2 separate regions of the Homo sapiens genome follow, and region 1 is linked to region 2. A link is an interaction called in ENCODE POLR2A ChIA-PET data of the cell type or tissue named here. Cell type or tissue: Panc1. All regions are shown on one strand. Links, peaks and the distances in the headings refer to the core of each region. The heading gives the core; the rest is flanking DNA.

Region 1 (5,379 bases), core at 159-5,158, 270 kb before region 2:
GAGTTTCCTGGTTTCATGAAAATAGTAAATAAACCAGGTCTAATAAAATGGTAGTATGGCATATTTGAGATGGTAATATTTAGGGACCCTTTCCTATAATTATGAGTTCCAGAACTTGGTGTCAATTAAAGAGTCCTCTTAACTGAGTAAAAGATTTGCCTCCCTGTGCAACTTTATTTCTGGGAAGGGTGACACCCAACAGAAGCTTAGGAGAGAAGACAGTTTAGTAGACCAAGAGAAGCGTGACCAGGCAGGTTTATTTTCAGCGTCAGGCATTAGTGCATAAGGCAGAGGGCTCTCTCTGGGTTTGATGCTATAACAAACAGTCCACGCCATCGAGGGACATTCAGTCTTGCAGTGAAGAGAAGTCAGAGGCAGAAAATGAGCAGGTGGAAGAATAAAAAATCCACAAGAGAGATAGAAGTGTTCCTGAGGTCAGAGGAAGAGGTCATATCCCTGCAGGGAACAGGAATAGCCTCAGAGAGGAGGTAGAATTCGAGATGGGTCTTAAAAAACAGCTAGGATTTCAGCAGACAGATGCAGGGCTCTGCACTTCAGCCCCGGTCTACCACATTAGTGAAGAAACAGATGGGAAATAGAATAATGTTTAAAGAGGGAGTTGTGAACGCTAAGTAGGAGCAATACGAGGGCCATATTGTAGGAGTCTCTTAAGGGCTAGGATGAGGAGTTCTCATTTCAGTAGAAAAGCGAATGTTCAATTAAGGAAAAAATGAACCAGAAGACTTTTAAAATTTTGGTCTGGCAGTAGAGATTTTGAAATGGAAAGGAACTAATATTAATTTACAGTGTGCCATGTGGGTTGTGTATGCTACCTTTACAGACAAAGAGACATACTGAGAGATTAAGTGACTAAAGCCACAGTGGAAGGACATTGCAGATTCAGACTCCAAAACCTGTCATCTTTCTGCCAGACCTTGCTGTCTAGAAGGGAGGATTGGAGGTGAAAAGACCACCTCAGAAGCTGTTGTAACAATCTAAGCAACAGGTAACGAAGGCCAGAACTAGAATGACAGCTTTCGAAATGGAAGGAAGGACAATCTTTGGAAGGTGGCAAATGAAATGTATGCCCGGGAAGAGTCTAAATAATGCCTACTTTTTAAGCCTGGGCTCAGGAGATGATGAGACTGTTGAAGAGAAAAGTTAAAGTCTAGAGAAGGACTTGATTTGGAAACGGAGAAGTACAGTTTTGATGGGAAAGGAGAAGTACGGTTTTGATCAGGTTGATTTTGAGATAGCAGAGAGCCAGGGGACAGTCTCAATACAAGATGTAGTAGGGGTTGGGCGTGGTGGCTCACGCCTGTAATCCCAGCACTTTGGGAGGCCAAGGTGGGCGGATCACTTGAGGCCAGGAGTTCGAGAGCAGTCTGGTCAACATAGTGAAACCCCCATCTCTACTAAAAATACAAAAATTAGCCGGGCGTGGTGGTCCACACCTGTAGTCCCAGCTACTTGGGAGGTTGAGGCGTGAGAATCTCTCGAGCCTGGGAGGCTGAGGTTGCGGTGAGCGGAGATTGCACCACTGCACTCCAGCCTGAGTGACAGAGACAGACTGTGTCAAAAGAGGGGGAAAAAAAGAAAGATGTAGTAGGCATCTGCACTGAAGTGAGAACTGAAAACATTGGCTGAATAAATAAGTGGTTAAGGTAAAGAAACCTGAAACGACTAACAGAACGCTAAAAATGCCTACACTTAGGAGGTGGCAAGATAGAGACAGAAAATTAGAAGAAGAAACTGAGTCATCCAGCAGCCAGAATGAAAACAGGAGGGAATTTCAAGGGAGTGACCCACAACATCAGGAGTTGAGCCGTATGAGCGCTGGCGGCCTTCAAGGCAACAATGAAGACAGCGCTGGTCATCCTGTGTGGTGTGTCCAGGAGACCTAGGGGCACACGCCCGCCTGGGGGTCTGAGGAAGCCATGGGGGGTGGTGAGGATGAAGAAAACGAGGATGGGCAGGCTGAACAGAGGGGCGATTTTGCTTGTTGGTGATCAGGATGAGGGAGCAGAGCAAAGTGGGAGAAGGAAGGCACTAGAGAGAGAACAGAGAATTAGGCAGAACCAAAATTTAGTATTGTGGGGGATGGGGGTGGAGGGAAAAAAACGAACGTGGTTTTGCTTTTCTTCCTTTCACACCTACAGAAAACCTGTTTTTGTATTGAATTGCTTCTTCTTAAAGACCAGCATCAACCTGATCATGCTCCCCACCATGTGAAACGGAATGGGCACGCCACGATAAGTAGTAATGAGCCTTTTCGGCAGCCTTCTGTTTTAACAAAAAAACGCTGCTGTTTGGCATTGAAGTTTGCTTGTGTTTAAGCTCGCGGTGGAACAGCCTAGGACCCCTCTCTGTTTGTAACCTGGCTTTATAATTTTGTTATTATTTAAAGCCTCCCTTTCAGCGATTTTTTAAAACCAAAATATATGCTGGCTAATGTCATCTGGAAACTGAAAGTCGATGTTCAGCAACTCTCACTCGCCAATCCTACAACTTGGTAAGGATTTTTATTTTGGTCGTACTGAGCTTACTGTAACTGGGGCGGCTGAGTTGCTATGGTAATTTGTTCTCAGAACAGAGCACTTTGCTGCAATGCATGGAAACAGCAGATAAATCTACTTTATGTTGACTTGATTGTGACATTAATTCTAGTTGAAACATCCTCCATGCTCCCATCAGGACTCATGTATAAGAATTTTAAATTGGAGCCAAGAAGGCATTGGCTAAAAGAATTGCAACTTCGGCTGTTTAAACCCAGGCCTTCACAATTCATGCAACTGAAGGCTGTTGGCTCACAGCCTAGAGCGCTGCCCCGGGGGCGGCTTGCAGCTGGGGGAAGGTTCATCACTGAGGCAATTATGTGGTTAATTGCTCCAGTGTGGGCTTGGGCTGAGAGTTGTGACTCATGCCGCCCTCTGTCACTAATAGATGGGGGTAGGGGGTAGAGTGGACAGGACTCAAGGACTTACTGAAAACTCAGCTGCCTTTTCCCTTTCCTCTTGCAAATAAATCTGTAACTCACTAACATCTGCCCTGGAGATGTGGGAGGAAGGTAGACCTCAACTCCAAGACTTGGTGCTCCCGGCCTCCATTGGTAGGGGTCCCCATTAAGTCCCACGTCCTGAACTACACTGGAGCCCTCGGACACTTTAAGGATCACTGCACTCCGAATTGGGGTGTATCTTCCTCCAATTCTTGCCTAACCATGACAGAGGAGAGACAAAAACTAGATGCCTGACTTCGAGCATGACTCATTATAAACAAATAGAGGACAGATTGACTTCCTCTTATCAGAGCCCGAGTCTGCGCCCCAGGACACAGCATGAGTCAGACTTGAAGTCCCAAGTCTTGTTGGGAATTTTCCCCCTGAGAAAGAGGTAGATTTTTGAGTAGAGTTCTGTTGATTTCTTGAATATTATCAGTGACCCCATGTTAAGCCCTGGGCTTCTGCATCAGGTCACATCCCTTCGAAACCAATAGAGCTTCCAGAGTAAGGATAAAAATTGGCTGTGCTCACAAAGAAACTCATTTGGAATTGATAGAAATGTTTGTAATTTTAGCGGTGATGGTTTTGCAATGTATAGATGTCAAAATCATAAAAGCATACACTCAATATGTGCAGTGTATTGTATATAAATTATACTTCAAATATTTTTTAGAAGAAACATAGTTTAGCAGGAAAAAAAAAGATGTAGTAGGCACCTGCATTGAAATGAGAACTGAAGACATTGGTTGAATAAGTAAGTGGTTAAGGTAAAGAAACCGTAAACGACTAACAGAATGCTAAAAATGCCTACACTTAGAAGAAGGGAAGATACAGACAGAATATTAGAAGAAGAAACTGAGTCATCCAGCAGCCAGAATGAAACAGGAGGGAATTTATAGGGAGTGACCCACAACACCAGGAGCTGAGCAGTATCAGCGTAGATAGCCTGGTGGCCTTTGACGCAACAATGAAGAGAGCACTGGTCATCCTGCGTGGTGGTTAATTATTATTATGATTTATCATGAAGTTCAGTGTTACCTCCTCCCTTCCCCATCCATACCGATCTATTGCTTGTATTTGGGTGCAAACACACACAGAGTACCTGCCTGAAGGGATCATGAGGTCACAGCATCCAATGCTGATCTCAGACTCCCAGAGTGTGTGTTAGTAGGTAACATTTATTTTTACTCAACTCCGTATTTCACTAGGTAAAAGGGAATGAAGGCAGTCGGGATAGGTGAAACCCAGGTTGTGACAAATTTGGAGGAGGGTGGGGGAGCTGTTGGGTATTAGATTGGTGCAAAAGTAATTGTGGTTATTATGCCAGGAGCGGTGGCTCACGTCTGTAATCCCAGCACTTCGGGAGGCGAGGTGGGTGGATCACTTGAGGTCAGGAGTTTGAGACCAGCCTGGCCAACATGGTGAAACCCATCTCTACTAAAAATACAGAAATTAGCCGGGCATGGTGGCCAGTGCCTGTAATCCCAGCTACCTGGGAGGCTGAGGCAGGAAAATCATTTGAACCCAGGAGGAGGAGGTTGCAGTGATCCGAGATCGCACCACTGCACTCCAGCCTGGGTAACAGAGCAAGACTCGTCTCAAAAAAAATGAAAATCAAAAAATAAATAAAACATTTTTTAAAAGTAATTGCAGTTATTGCCATTATTTTCAATGGCAAAAACCTCAATTCCTTTTTTTTTTTTTTTTTTTTTTGAGATAGAGTTTCCCTCTTGTTGCCCACACCGGAGTGCAATGGCGTAACATTGGCTCACTGCAACCTCCGCCTTCCAGGTTCAAGTGATTCCCCTGCCTCAGCCTCCTGAGTAGCTGGGATTACAGGCATGTGCCACCACACCTGACTAATTTTGTATTTCTAGTAGAGACGGGGTTTTGCCATGTTGGTCAGTCTGGTCTCGAACTCCTGACCTCAGGTGATCCACCCACTTCAGCCTCCCAAAGCACTGGCATTACAGGCATGTGCCACCGTGCCCTGTCCGCAGTTACTTTTACACCAACCTAGTAGCAAAGGAAAAAGAAGCACCTTCAAGGTACCCCACCCCAGGCGGCCACAGGACAGGAGAAGGCTGTTTTTGCCTTCAGGTTTCAGCAAATTCAAGTTGAGTCAAGCCAACAGCATGACAGCATGCAAGAGCTGTGCCATTGGGCTGTGGCCACAAAACACACACACGTGAAATGACTTAAAGCTTGGAAACCAGCACACCAGGGAGCAAATTAATTTAGGGAGAAATGAATACGTGTGTGCTTAGATGGCACAAAAGAAAGAACAAAGTCTTTCGGCAAGCCAGGTTAATCGAAGAGCAGGCAGCCATGAGGGTGGAGTGGCCCGGATTTTTTTTTTTAATGTAAATAACTTCAAG
Region 2 (5,379 bases), core at 219-5,218:
TAGTAATAACAGTGTTTCTTGAAGAATAAATATGGTCTGTTTATTCCCAGTGCAACACACATTAAGCCTTGGGTCATTCCTGAATTTAAGCATTAGTTTTCGTAGTACCTTCAGTGCTGCTGCAGTACAGTTCTGCCTGTTACATGCAGACCACATTAACAGTCAGCTTTTTATCTGTCAACTAGGGCGATGGGAGAAGACCCACTTTACAGGATGTTAACAGTTCCTATGTATACATTCAAGAAAAAAAACCTGGAGTCAGGGTTGGCTCCACTGTAGCTTTGCCTGTTAAATCATTTCTGTCCTATGTGCCTTGAGACCTCTTAAAATTGTGGCCTTCATGAAACCCCCTTGTATTAAGTGTTCTAGTATTTATAAGTAAGGAATCTGACAAAGATTCTTATTATACTTTTATTCATGTAATTAAAGAAGCATGTCCATGGTAACTATGCCATACAGATGTCAAAGAAAGATAATTCTTAAGTAGGATTATTAATACGTTGTAGGTGCTTCGTTTTGGTTTCTTTTTTTAATTAACTACAGAGGCGAACTTTATGATGCTGGTAAAGTCTTGGGGATTTTTATGTCATCTAGAGGTGATAAGTTTTGTTTTGGCAAATTTTATACTTTATTTTCACTGTTATCCAGTGTTTGGTTATAGAATTTGCCCAGGCATCTCACTTGATGTATATAAAATATATTTATCTACCTAAATATACTTACTTTCATATTCGTAGCCCAAGGGGAAAGGACCTTGACACATTGCTTCTCCTTAGACACAAAGTTCCTAGAGGACAGGGATTTATCTTAGTAACCTCATACTCAGCACAGGGGTCCAGCACACAGCAAGTACTTACTTTACTTAACTGATTTAATGCATGACAGATCCTTGGAGACTCTCTCTGCAGTCTGTTTTTTCCTGCTTTAGAATTACCATCATACCACTGCCACAAAGACGAGCTATGACACAATTTACTAAAATGTGCTTGTAAAGCAAGATAATAAAAGAGCAACATACACGTCTTGTCTTTCAGGGGTTCTTTGAGATTCTTAATTTTTAATCTTGAAAATAACTCATTGTAAGAGTTTGATGGTAAATTTCATTGCTGTTGACCAGTCCTCGAATTGGCTGTAGTGGAGGACTAGCTTGATTTTTTTAGATATTTCTTTCCTTTTTTTTTTTTTTTTTTTTTGAGAGGGAGTCTCACTCTGTCACCCAGGCTGGAGTGCAATGGTGTGATCTCAGCTTACTACAACCTCTGCCTCCCGGGTTCAAGCGATTCTCCCGCTTCAGCCTCCCAAGTAGCTGGAATTACAGGCACCCGCCATCATGCCCAGCTAATTTTTGTATTTTTGTAGAGACAGGGCTTCACCATGTTGGCCATGCTGTCTTGAACTTCTGACCTCAGGTGATCTGCCCACCTCGCCCTCCCAAAGTGCTGGGATTACAGGAATGAGCCGCCGCACCTGGCCCATTTAATTTTCGATGCATGTGGACTAATCCTTGTAAAGTACAAGTGGTGGGGTAACATCAAATTTCTATATGACTTTCTAACTGGTCACAGGCAGGTAACAGAGGTCCACAGACCATACTTTGAGTGAAATCTCTGCCTTAGATTTCACTTTCCTTCTTGTTTGCCTGAGCCAAATTTTGTCATGTATTTATTACTCATTTTGTGCTGCATGTTTAATCCTATGGCTTAAAATAAGCTATCCAACCTACAGCCCACAGGCTGCATGCGGCCCAGGACAGCTTTGAACGCAGCCCAACACAAATTCATAAACTTTCTTAAAACATTATGAGTTTTTTTGTGTGATTTTTTTTTTCTTTTAGCTCACCAGCTATCGTTAATGTTAATGTATTTTATATTTGGCCCAAAACAATTCTTCTTCCAGTGTGGCCCAGGGAAGGCAAAAGATTGGACACCCCTGGCTTAAACACATTTTTCTAATTTCCCTGTTTAGGTTTTTTTTTTTATTATTATTATTCCTGACTGAGGCAGGGGGCAGTGGCTCAGGCCTATAATTCCAGCACTTTGAGATGCCAAAGTGAGAGGATCACTTGACCCCAGGAGTTCAAGACCAGCCTGAGCAACATAGCGACACCTTGAACATCAGTGATCATTAAAGAAATGCAAATCAAAACCACAATGAGATACCATCTCATGCCAGTCAGAATAAAAGTCAAGAAACAACAGATGCTGGTGAGGCTGCGGAGAAATAAGAACACTAGAAATAGGGAGAGGTGGCTGTTTTTTCACATGCCAAATTTTCAACAAAAGATACAAAGAAGGCAGGCATGATAGCACACACCTATAATCCCAGCTTACTTGGGAAGCTGAGGCAGGAGGATTACTTAAATCCAACAGTTCAAGTCCAGTCTGGGCAACATAGCAAAATCCCATTTAAAAAAAACAAGGCAGGGTGCAGTGTCTCAGACCTGTAATCCCAGCAGTTTGGGAGGCCAAGGCAGGTGGATTGCTTGAGCTCAGAAGTTCAAGACCAGCCTGGGCATCATAGTGAGACCCCATCTCTACTAAAAATACAAAAAGAAATAGCTGGGCGTGGTAGTGCATACCTGTGGTCCCAGCTGCTCAGGAGGCTGAGGTGGGAGGATCACCTGAGACAAGGGAGCAGAGGTTGCAGTGACCCAAGATCATACCACTATACTCTAGCCTGGATAACAGAGCGAGACCCTACACACACCCCCACAAAAAAGAAAAAGAAAAATATGACCATTCAGGGAACAAAATAAATCTCCAGAAACTATCTTAGAAGAAACACACATATCTGCCCTACTGGACAAAGACTTTAAAGTAATTATCTTAAATATACTCAAAAACTAAAAGAAAGAAAACATGGACAACAAACTAAAGGAAATTAGGAAAACTATATATGAACAAACTGAGAATGTGGTAGAAATTATTTTTTAAACCCAAACAAATTATGTAATTGAAGATATAATGGAATTGAAAAATTCACTAGAGGCTTGAACAGCAGACTCAAACAAGCAGAAGAAAGAATCTGCAAATGGGAAGGCAGATGATTTGAAATTGAGTCTGAAGACAAAAGGAAAAAAGAATGAAGAAAAGTGAACAGAGACTTAAGAGACTTATAGGACACCATCAAGCGATCAATGTATTCACTATGAGAGTTCCAAAAGGAAAGAGAGAAAGGGGCAAATACAGTAATTAAAGAAATAATGGCCCAAAACTTCACAAATAGGAGGAAAGACATGGATATACAAATACAGTCATGCTTTGCTTAACAACAAGGATACATTCTGAGCAAAGCATTTGTAGTAGTCAGTTCTCACACCACTATAAAGAACTACCTGAGACTAGGCAATTTATGAAAAGAGGTTTAATTGACTAACAGTTCCACGGGCTGTACAGGAGGCATGGCTGGGGAGGCCTCATGAAACTTACAGTCACAGTAGAAGGGTGAAGGCAAAGCAAGCATGTCTTCACATGACAGCAGGAGAGAGCGAGCGAGCACAGGGAGAAATGCTACACACTTTCAAACAACCAGATCCCATGAGAACTCATTCACTATCATGAGAACAGAAAGGGGGAAGTCTGCCCCCATGATTCCCACCAGGCCCCTCTTCCAACACTTGGGGATTACAATTTGACATGAGATTTGGTCATGATTCAAATTATATCAGCATTGTTTGACAGTTTTGTTGTTGTGAAACATCATAGAGTATACTTACACAAACCTAGATGGTATGGCCTACTACACCTACTACAGTGTGCCTTTACAGTGTAAATGGTTTTTTTACTACATTTACAGTGTAAATGGTTTTTTAAAATACTACACCTGTATAGAGCAGCTCCATTATAATCTTCTTATGTGCAGCCCATTGTTGACCACAATGCCTGTACAAGAAATTCAATAAACTCCAAAGACACCCGCAGGAACGCACATTATAATCAACTGTCTAGAGTCAAATAAGACAGAATCTTAAAAGCAGCAAGAGAAAAGTGACTGGTCACCTACAAGGAATCCTCAATAAGACTATCAGTGGATTTCTCAGTAGAAGCCTTGAAGACCAGAAGGCAGTGGGATGATATATTTAAAATGGTGAAAGAAGAAAACAGTCACCTGAAAATTGTATATCCAGCAAAATTGTTTTCAAAAATAAAGGAGAAATTAAAACATTCCCAGACAAACAAAAGCAGAGGTAGTTTATTACCACTAGAATTGCTCTACAAGAAATGCTAAAAAGAATCCTTCAATCTGAAGTGAAAGGATGCCAGATAGTAACTCAAAGCCATATGAAAATATAAAATTGGCTGGGCACGGTGGCTTACACCTGTAATCCCAGCACACTTTGGGAGGCCAAAGCGAGCGGATCACCTGAGGTCGGGAGTTCAAGACCAGCCTGACCAACATGGAGAAACCCTGTCTCTACTAAAAATACAAAATTAGCCAGATGTGGTGGCGCGTGCCTGTAATCCCAGCTACTCGGGAGGCTGAGGTAGGAGCATCGCTTGAATCCAGGAGGTGGAGGTTGTGGTGAGCCATGATCGCGCCATTGCACTCCAGCCTGGGCAACAAGAGCAGAATTCTCATCTAAAAAGAAAAAAGAAAAAGATAATACATGGACAAATATTAAAACAGTATTATAATTTTGGTCTGTAACTCTACTTTTTTTCCTACAGGATTTAAAATACACATTCATTAAAAATTACAAATCTATGTTAATGGCCACACAGTATATAACAACGTAGTTTGTGAATGATGTCAGTAACATAGAGGGGGTGAAGCTGTAAAGAAGTAGCATTTTTTTATGTGACTGAAGTTGTTATCAATGTAAGATAGAATGTCGTAATTCTAAGATGTTATTTGTAATTCCTATGGAAACAAACAAAAAATCCGTAGAATCTGTGAACAGGCATATGCAAACCTACCCCCAAAAGCTGAGGAAGCTCAGAGGCCAAAGAAAGAGGCTGACAAACCCAGTTTCTCAGAGAGAAATATTTTATAGGAACTTAAAAACAGAAGCAATGTCTTGGGTGGCTGTCCACACCTGCCATCCAGAAAGCATTCATTCATTCATTCATTCATTCATTCATTCATTCATGCCTGGCTAATTTTGTAGAGACAGGGTTTCGCCATATTGACCAAGCTGGTCTCGAACTCCTGAGCTTAGAGAGTCTGCCCACCTCAGCCTCCCAGAGATATTCTTTATATAGCAAGCTTTTAGGATAAAACATGTGCAGCTGGTCACATCTTCAGACTTTCTTGTCAGGACGTGACCACTGGGGAAGTTTGATAGCATCTTTATGAGGGGTTATCTATGCCATAGGCATTGTGTAAAGACCTTACTGCAGAACACCTTGCTGTGGAGGGGCCAACCACCAGTCATCATGG

The links. ChIA-PET counts read pairs that join two places held together with the same protein. Peaks named below come from ENCODE experiments on the same cell type or tissue, not always from the same donor. Only the 100,000 strongest peaks of a DNase experiment are listed, where the experiment ranks them.
Region 1: POLR2A ChIA-PET joins it to region 2 with 19 read pairs; 2 of 35 experiments call an interaction of 5 or more read pairs at or near these places.

Annotation. Positions count from the first base shown.
Region 1 is chr16:13,954,678-13,960,056 of GRCh38, forward strand. No RefSeq gene overlaps it. Among named protein-coding and RNA genes, the nearest start is that of ERCC4, 37 kb to the left of the region's middle. RefSeq lists silencers at 1,473-1,542, 2,783-2,832, 2,853-2,912 and enhancers at 2,000-3,199, 3,013-3,132. In Panc1, for the core only: no CTCF peak of the experiment used is centred there; a DNase peak (open chromatin) is centred at 3,214; H3K4me3 peaks cover 1,703 bases; H3K27ac peaks cover 5,000 bases.
Region 2 is chr16:14,220,607-14,225,985 of GRCh38, forward strand. The region is part of intron 8 of MRTFB (myocardin related transcription factor B); the gene reads left to right. Among named protein-coding and RNA genes, the nearest start is that of TRT-CGT2-1, 63 kb to the right of the region's middle. In Panc1, for the core only: no CTCF peak of the experiment used is centred there; no DNase peak of the experiment used is centred there.